2 separate regions of the Homo sapiens genome follow, and region 1 is linked to region 2. Evidence: chromatin loops called from intact Hi-C (ENCODE). Cell type or tissue: PC-9. All regions are shown on one strand. Each heading gives the region's core, and the rest is flanking DNA. Links, peaks and the distances in the headings are about the cores only.

Region 1 (4,389 bases), core at 310-4,309, 170 kb before region 2:
AGGAGGCCAGACCTCCTCTCTGAGCAGTTCTACACTGGTTGTGTTCACTGGTTCCAACTTTTTAAAGACAAAACTGGCTCAGGACGTTGGGGTCAGCAGAAATAGGTGGAAACTGCTTTGGAGATTTAGTGTTCTAGGGAGTGGAGGTTCCACACCCCCGTCATCTCAGCCTTGTGTCTCTACAGGGGGCAGACTCCTGCCACCAGCTCTGTCCCAGCAGGATTCTACTCCACATGCCTAAAATCATCTCCTTGACCCTAAGTTCCTGCTTTCCATATTTGTGTTAATGGCCCCAGCATAAAACCACAGTAGTTATCATTTCTGAGTGTCCTACATGCTGTCCCATCTCACTTCTTCCAACAGGAGTGGCTTATATTTCCTTTTAGTTCCCACTGTCTACCATGGTCCATGTGGACCATCAGTCACATGCCTTGCTCCTCTCTGGCCTCAAAGGTGCCATGAAATGGAAATCTGGCCAATCAGAGACCTCTATTCCTTGGGCCACAGTGATAGGTCCAGGGATGAACTCCTGACCAAGGCCTGGCCAATCAGAGTCTCTCCTGGGACCTTTCTACCAGAGGTCATGGGAAAGCTCACCTATGTTTGCTGGGAGATGAGTCTGGGGCTGCCTAGAACACTTGCCTGCCCACAGAAGGAGCCTGGCCATGAGTGGAGCTGTGCCTGCAGCAAGAAGTTTCCTTACACTTCCTAGTGACATGGCTAATACATTCCTTCTTCTTTTTTTTTTTAAGCTAATTTATATAGGTTTTTACCATTTGCAACTAAATCTAATGCAACCACAACAGCATCCAAATTTGATTTCTCAAATTTATCTTTATTTTATTAGTCTCCATAATGTCTCTCATATCTGTCCCTTCCTTTCCATCCTAACTGGAGTGAGTAAAGCACCTGCTACCATGCTTCATCATGCTTTATACCTGGAAGACACCCTCCTGCTCCCCACTTCTCATTGAGTCTCACCCGAAGTCAGACCTTTATCGCCTTATAAGCTGGATTATTGCTGAGTCCCCACTGAAAATCATGAAAGATCAAAGTCAAATACCTTAATTCCTAGTGCAAGACTTCCTTTGATTCTAATCTTTCTTTTCAACCCTCCCTTCCCCTATTTGTCTCTTAGATGACCTCTCTGAATGGTTAGCCCGAAAACTCCAGAAATGCCTTTTTTTTTTCCTGTGGGCCACATTTATTCATTCATTCACCATGGCCTTTTGTATGCCAGGCACTTGCTGGGTCTCTGCCTGGAACACCTGCTTTTTTATCTGAATCCTGTTCCTGCTTTCACACCTAGTTTACGTAAGTTACCCTTCCTCCAGCAAGCTTTCCCTGACCTACTGACCCACTCACTGGATAGGTCCAGTTTATCCCTGGACCTTTCACTGTGGCCCAAGGAATGGAGATCTCTGATTGACCATATTTCCATTTCATGCCACCTTTGAGACCAGCGAGGGGCAAGGCATGTGGCTGATGGTCCACGTGGACCATGGTAGACAGTGGGACCTAAAAGGAAAAATGAGCCACTGGTCTGTTCCAGCCCTGGACCTCAGCAGCACCTCCTGTGTGGCTTTCTGGTGTGCTCATGGCAGCTCATCAGGCTATCATTTTCTCTTTCTTATGTGTATTATCTTCTTCCAAATAACGCAAGGGCAGGTGTGTTCCTTCTCTCCCCTGAATCATTTAGTGTGGTGCTTGACAGGTACCTAGTGGGCTTTCCAGCAACATTTGTCATTTGGTTATTTAAATGTTTGATTGATGCAGTTGGCATGAAAATGAAGAAAAAACAGGAAACTTAAAAAGCAAAAATTGCTTGTGAGGCCCCAATGGTACTCTCTGCTCCACACACTCCTTCCCCTAGCACCCATAGAGGCCGCTTGGTAACACAGCCAGGTGCCACCTCTGGTGCTGTCTGGCAGACAGCCTTCCAGCCAAGAACTACTCCTGCCCCTCCTGAATGCCCAGCTCAGTGTGGTGCTGCAGTTACCCTTGGCCAGTGTTACTTAGGAAATTAGCCGGACACTGGAGGGTTAAAAACCTCTCTCTTTTTTGTGAAGGGTAGAGAAAGAGAGATCTTTCCTGTCTATACTATGCTTAGCTTTCGGCGCCTTCCTGTTATCATAATGGTTTTTTGTTGGTGGCAAAAGCCTTTTCAGACCAGTGAGGCAATATTTCACCCTTGGCCACACTTTAAACATTGTTGTCAGGGGCCGGCTAACTGTGCCGCAGGATGTGGGTTGCATCAGCCTGTGATGTATGCTTGTGAGGTTAGTTTGGGGATAATGACTGGCTGGGGTTATACCTAATTTTGCACAATAGTGTTGGGAGAGGGATAACAGGGTGCTAAGAGTTATACACTGAATGCTCTTGGCTAGGAAATGCAGGCCCAGAACCTTCCACCATTCCCTGGCATCTGGCCAACCAGCCCCCTGATGGCCTGAGAAAGGTTCACAGTGCAGACAGCTGGACTTTTCTCCTATTCGGTTCTCTAACAGCCTCTCCTCAGTTGCCACCCACTGTCCCTCCTCCCAAATGCAATAGAAAAATAAAGATAGGTGGCAGTGATACCCAGGGGGTGAACACAGAGCAGAGAACCACACTGGACCTGATAAAGTGACTTGGTGAACGCTGATAGGCAGACATCACTCCTAGCTTTGGTCAGTATTTCTCAGTTCCCAAGAACATTTCTCAGCTATTCTCCTCACCCAGTGCCTATGAGTCTGCTATGCTTTAAAAATGACATACACTAGGAAGTGCAAAGCAGAGTAAGGTTGTAATCACCTTTGAGAATCTAGTGAAAGTGTCATAGATTTAGACCATCATAGAACTGGCTCCCGATTAGGGGTGTTTTCCAGACCAACTCTTTGTCTGCACTGGAACTCTCCTGTTAGGCTTAAGCTGGTCGTCTGGGCTCCATCTACAAGATGGCAGCCAGTTCTTCTTCACACTGGGTCTGCCCTGCAGCTTCCAGCTGACACTTGTTCTTTTCCAGCCACTGGCAGGGCTCCCTGGAAACTCTTCTTTGTCCTCCCCTGGCCCTGTATCCTGATGGATCAGGCCAAGGCGTTGACCTAGAGCAGTGCAGACCAGAGGCCGCAGCTTTATACTCCTCTTTCTCTGGTCTCTGACAGGTACAAATGCTAGGCAGGCTGCCCTCATCTCCCTTATGAACCAAGACACTAGTCCTCCTGACTTCGGGAGTGCTGCCTGCTGATGGGTCGGTCCTTCCCTGGGAGTTGCCTTCAGCCAGTGGGAGCTGCCTCCCAAAAGTTACATGCCCCAGGCACAAGTGGACGATGCAGCAGTACCAAGGGCTCCTCCTTTCCCTCCATTCAAGATATCTCTGAAGGGCCAACTTGGCTTCAGAGCTCCCCGTGAGATCAGTTGAGGCCTCTAGTACGATTTTGCACTACTCAACCTTGTGTCCGAGCCTCCTTTCTCTCCCTCATGGGTATTGTTCCCAAGAGCACATTTGCATGTAAATTTCCTTCTCAAAGTCTGTTTCCCAGACAACCTGACCCATGGCACTTAGAAATAATGGGCAAGAGGCTGCCAGCACAGAGGCCAGCATGTGCATTCTGCAGGCTACTCTCACACCAGCAAGGAAGCTGTGTGGTGGGAGAAGCAATGCCTGGAGACTGTACACCCAAGAGATTGGGAGGGTGATGAATGAATGACCCAGAGGAGGAAGAGTTGACTCTGGAGGATGCCTGCCTAGCCCTCTGCAACCCATGCAGGATTGCCTTTTCCCAATTGAAGGAAGAGGAGAAAAAATGAAGTGCAGAGGAGTCGTGATGCTCGCTGAAGGGTCAACTATTTATACAACAGTTAACCCAACACATATTGCAAAATGATCTTACTCCTTGTTGCCTAGGCAAACTTCCCTCCCAGTCATTGCTTCTCTCCCTTGAAAGTTGGCCTCGGAATTGGTGCAGCGAGACTTCCCAGCAGCTGTCTCAGTGGAGTGAGATGTGAACGCAAAGTGGACATCAGAGAAAAGAGAAAATGGGGGGAGCTGCTGTCTGCTCCACTCCTCTGTGGGAGAAGAGTGGTGTGGAGGAGAGAGGTCATCAGGTAGGCCTGGCCCAACTTCTTTGGCCGGGCTTCAGCCCCCAGGCCCCATGATTGTGTGCCCCTTTTGGAAGACCACTCCTCACTATAACAGAAGACAGGAGTAAAGGTCTTCCTCTTTGCACCTCAACATGGATTCCAGAGGCTAAAACACACTAACCTGCCCATCAGACCCAGAACAGACCCCAACCGGCAGAGACTTTCCTACTGTGGGAGCTGAACTGGAACTGCAGCTAGTCAGGGGACATGCCTGCAGGTCCTCCCCACCCCTCCCTAACTCCAAAGAGGCCAGTCCAGCTCAGCATC
Region 2 (4,389 bases), core at 291-4,290:
CTACAAAAAATATGAAAATTAATATAAGGAGCTCAAACAACTCTATAGGAAAAACTCTAATAATCTGATTTTTAAAATGGGCAAAAGATTTGCTCTTTTGAGAAATGAGTATTTCTCAAAAGAAGACATACAAATGGGCTGGGCATGGTGGCTCACGCCTGTAATCCCAACAATTTGGGAGGCCGAGGCAGGTGGATTACCTGAGTTCAGGAGTTCAAGACCAACCTGGCCAACATGGCAAAACCCCATCTCTACTAAAAATGCAAAAATTAACCAGGTGTGGTGGTGCACGCCTGTAGTCCCAGCTACTAGGGAGGCTAAGGCAGGAGAATTGCTTGAACCCAGGAGGCAGTGAGCCGAGATCATGCCACTGCAGTGGCAAACAGGCATATGAAAAGGTGTTCAACATGATTGGTCATCAGAGAAATGCAAATCAAAACTATAATGGATATCACCTTACCCCAGTTAAAAAGGCCTATATCCAAAAGACAGGTAATAACAAATGCTGGTGAGGATTGTGGGGAAAAGGGAACCCTCCTACACTGTTGAGGGGAATGTAAATTAGTACAACCACTATGGAGAACAGTTTCGAGGTTCCTCAGAAAACTAAAAATTGAGCTACTATATGATCCAGCAATCCCACTGCTGGGTATATACCCAGAAGAGTGGAAATCAGTATATCAAAGAGATACCTGCACCAATGTTTGTTGCAGCACTGTTTACAATAGCTAAGATTTGGAAGCAGCCTAAGTGTCCATCAACAGCTGAATAGATAAGGGAAATGTGTATATACACAGTGGAGTACTATTCAGCCATAAAAACAATGAGATCCTGTTATTTGCAACCACGTGGATGGAATTGGAGATCATTATGTTAAGTGAAATAAGCCAGACACAGAAAGACAAATGTTCTCACTTATTTGTGGGATCAAAAAGTCAAAACAACTGAATTCTTGGACACAGAGAGTAGAAGGATGGTTAGCAGAGCCTGGGAAGGGTAGTAGTGGGTGGGGAGTAGGGGATGGGAGGGAGGTGGGGATGGTTAATGGGTACAAAAAATTTAGAAAGAATGAATAAGACTTATTTGATAACACAATAGGGTGACTGTAGTCAAAACAATTATATATTTTAAAATAAAGAGTGTAATTGGACTGTTTGTAACTCAAAGGATAAATGCTAGAGGGCATGGATACCCCATTCTCCATGATACACTTATTTCACATTGCATGCCTGTATCAAAACATCTCATGTACCCCATAAATATATACACCTACTATGTATGCACAAAATTTTTTAAATATAAAAATTAGCTGGGCATGGTGGTGTGTGCCTGTGGTCCCAGCTACTCGAGAGGCTGAGGTGGGAGGATTGCTTGAGCCTGGGAGGTTGAAGCTGCAGTGAGCCATGACCATGCCACTTCACTCCAGCCTGGGCAACAGAGCGAGAGCCTGTCTCAAAACAAACAAAAAAACTCAGGGCAATTGCAAGGAGGGAGGCAAGACCTGATATTTAGAAATCCTCCTTTTCATAGTAATAGGATTGGACTTGAGATGCCTTACAGTGTTAGAAGGGGTACCTTTTCTTCTGTTTCCTTTGGGAAGGATAGGCTGCTGAATGGTCGAAGCAGGGAATTAATGTCATGCACAGAGTGGGAGTGTATTCGGCAGGATAACAGAACCACTGCTGCAGGGAAGGCCTCCTAGTTGGCCCTGAATGATCCTGGTTTAAAAACTTTTTAAGATAAGAAATGAAAAAAAGACTAAGTCTCTTAAGTCAACAAGTCAGGCCTAATAGAGCCACTTTTCTGTTTGCCCTTTGGAATGCAGATCCTCCTAGAACTTGTCACCACTTTGTACACGCAGCACGCCCAGAAATGTTTAAGTGGGAGGAGGGGAAAAGATGGCTCATGGCCTGCTGCCCTGCCCCAGTGTCCTTCAGTGGCTCCCTTATGCAGCTCTGGCCAGGTGCCACCTGCCCTGACGTCGGGCCTGCTAGTTGGCTGGCTGGTGGCCTGCCCTGGGCGAAGGTGTGTGCTCACAGGCAGGTTGCATTCCACACCCTGCCGTTCTGGCCCCTGGAGTCCAGCCGCAGTGGTCACTGCTTAAATATCACTTCTCGGGAGATATTTCCTTTTGTAATTTGCCCTCGGTCTTGTCTTATCTTCGAAAGGTTGCTGGAATTTCTCTGTTCCTTGGAGTTTGGGGGTTTTTTGATTTGTTTTTTCTTTGGTGCTTGTAAAGGTAGGAAAGAACTTCGTGATTTCTGTAACATAACAATGTTTTATGCTTATGGGAAGGCCAATTAAAGTTCATAACAACTTGGCTGGTGCAGTGCCTCTGTCTCTAGCTAGGGAGATTCTGGTGCTTGGTGCTGGAGAAATTCCCAGTCTGAATTGGAAAGGGACAGAAGGAATAACAGCGAGTGTGTTGAAAGTTACCTTCCACCTTTTCCTTGTGTGGTTACACAGTGTGCCTCCCAACTGCTGCTTGGTGACCGTGCCGGTGCCTTTTCCCAGCTCAGCAGGAGGAGGCTGTGTGGGGGTCCCCCGAGAGCAGCCAGGAGGTTGGGGATGGCAGCCTCCCCAGGCAGTCCTGCAGGTTATTTGGGGGATGCTGAGATTTGCACCAAAATGGAAGTTTCCCCACAGCTTCCTTCCTAACTGCAACACTATGGAGCATGTGGAAAATGCATGTTAGTTAGGCAAGCCATTCCCTCTGGGCCTGTAAGTAATTTTAGGCTCTGTTAAAAGTACACATTCCAGTTCATCAGATTTTCCCGGGAGTATCGTAAAACTTTTACCCTACTCTGTTCAACAGGATGGAACAGCCCAGAGGAGGCATCCTAGGACTCAGCTGCTGCATTGGTCATGGGGACAGGGGGATGGAGTACACAACACAGTCATATATTAATCGTCCCATCAGTAATTTGTTTCTCCAGCGGTCATTCCTTTACTTTTAGGGTATGCTGTAGCACTCTCGTTCTGAGCAGTTTTCTTTTTTTTTGTTTTTGTTTAAGTTCCCATGGCATTGCCTAAAAGTTTTATTTTACACGTTAGTAACACATTTCCATCCTATGTGTCTTTTACTTCAGAAACAAAGAAAAGAGTGGTAGCCAGCCCGCCTGCCTGGATCACATGCAGGACAGAAGAGCCTTGTCCCTCAAAGCCCACCAGTCAGAGAGCTACCTGCCGATTGGTATGTTTCGGGGAATTTTCAGGGAGAACGTCAGTGTTACCCTGGTTTCCTTCAGGCTGTTACCCTGCCCCATCTAGTTGTCTCATTCGAAAACGACACAAGGCCTCAGGCCTGCAGCCTGGAGGGGAATGGGTTTGCAGAATTATATCCGGCGGCGAAGCACTGAGCTAGACACCGTATGCCAGCTTTTAGGCCTCGTAGCAAGCCTTCAGGGTAGGCATGATTATTGCCATTTCACAGCTGAGGAAACTGAGGCACAGATAGGTTAAGTAACTTGTCCAGAATCACCCAGCATTTGAACCCAGGTTTTCTGATTCAAGCCCATTTAAAAACTGGTAGTCTTCATGACAAATGAGCCTACTCCCTTTTCCCGGGTGGGCGGGTGGATCCTGGGGCTTTTGGCAGAACAGCTGTCCAGGCCAACTCCCCTTCCTCTCCATTCTGCTTCCAAGGCTGGAAGAGTGATAAGGTATGGGGTATGGGGAGACCTACTAAGCAGTTACATTAGTAAGACAGGGGGTTGTTTTCATTATTTTCATAACTGACTTTCCCTGGGACCACAAAGGGATTTTCCTAATGCCCCTGCGTAAACTACCTCCATGTAGGTTACCCCAGTGTCTCTTTTCCCTTCCCTGTCTCCAGCTCTCCTTTGGAAGCTGGCTGGGATCCACCCTTTGAGAGTGGCATTTTAGGTGGCTAACGACTTCTGTTTCTTAGGGCAAGATTACATTATTCATGCCCTCCTCGCTCATATATTTTATCATTCTGACTGTCCCAGCCTTCTATGACCATACAACATTTGTAGCCCAGGTGTCAGCAGTCCCCGGGATTTCTATTTGCACCCAGGAGTGTGGGATGGGGCAAGCCCAGCCCAGCCCTCACGATGCTGTAGACTCCCTGAGATTGGGCGTGGGACAGTCACACTGAATTTTCTTTTGGAAATGAAAATGAAAATTGAAGCCCAAGGGCATGAATGGAGGGCTGGGGAGCTGCCACTCTGGTTTTGTTTGTTTTATATTCTCCACACAGATGAGCTTTCTCTGACCTTTTCTTATCCCCCACAGGCTGCAAGCTGCCACCTCAGTCCTCGGGTGTGGACACAAGCCCCTGCCCAAACTCACCTGTGTTCAGGACGGGAAGCGAGCCTGCCCTGAGCCCAGCAGTGGTTCGGAGGGTCTCCTCAGACGCCAGGGCTG

The links. A loop is a pair of places that touch in the nucleus more often than their neighbours do. Peaks named below come from ENCODE experiments on the same cell type or tissue, not always from the same donor. Only the 100,000 strongest peaks of a DNase experiment are listed, where the experiment ranks them.
Region 1: it touches region 2 in a loop (6-fold over the local background); 1 of 110 quality-filtered maps calls a loop at or near these places.

The regions. Positions count from the first base shown.
Region 1 is chr1:93,756,969-93,761,357 of GRCh38, reverse strand. It overlaps a transcript of BCAR3 not described here. Among named protein-coding and RNA genes, the nearest start is that of BCAR3, 77 kb to the right of the region's middle. In PC-9, for the core only: CTCF peaks have their summits at 2,379 and 2,581; a DNase peak (open chromatin) is centred at 2,207; H3K4me3 peaks cover 827 bases; H3K27ac peaks cover 4,000 bases.
Region 2 is chr1:93,582,822-93,587,210 of GRCh38, reverse strand. BCAR3 (BCAR3 adaptor protein, NSP family member) reads left to right here. Exons shown (of 12, transcript NM_003567.4): 6 at 3,090-3,193; 7 at 4,258-4,389. Among named protein-coding and RNA genes, the nearest start is that of BCAR3-AS1, 7.0 kb to the left of the region's middle. RefSeq lists an enhancer at 1,990-2,502. In PC-9, for the core only: a CTCF peak has its summit at 2,305; a DNase peak (open chromatin) is centred at 1,860; H3K4me3 peaks cover 1,044 bases; H3K27ac peaks cover 4,000 bases.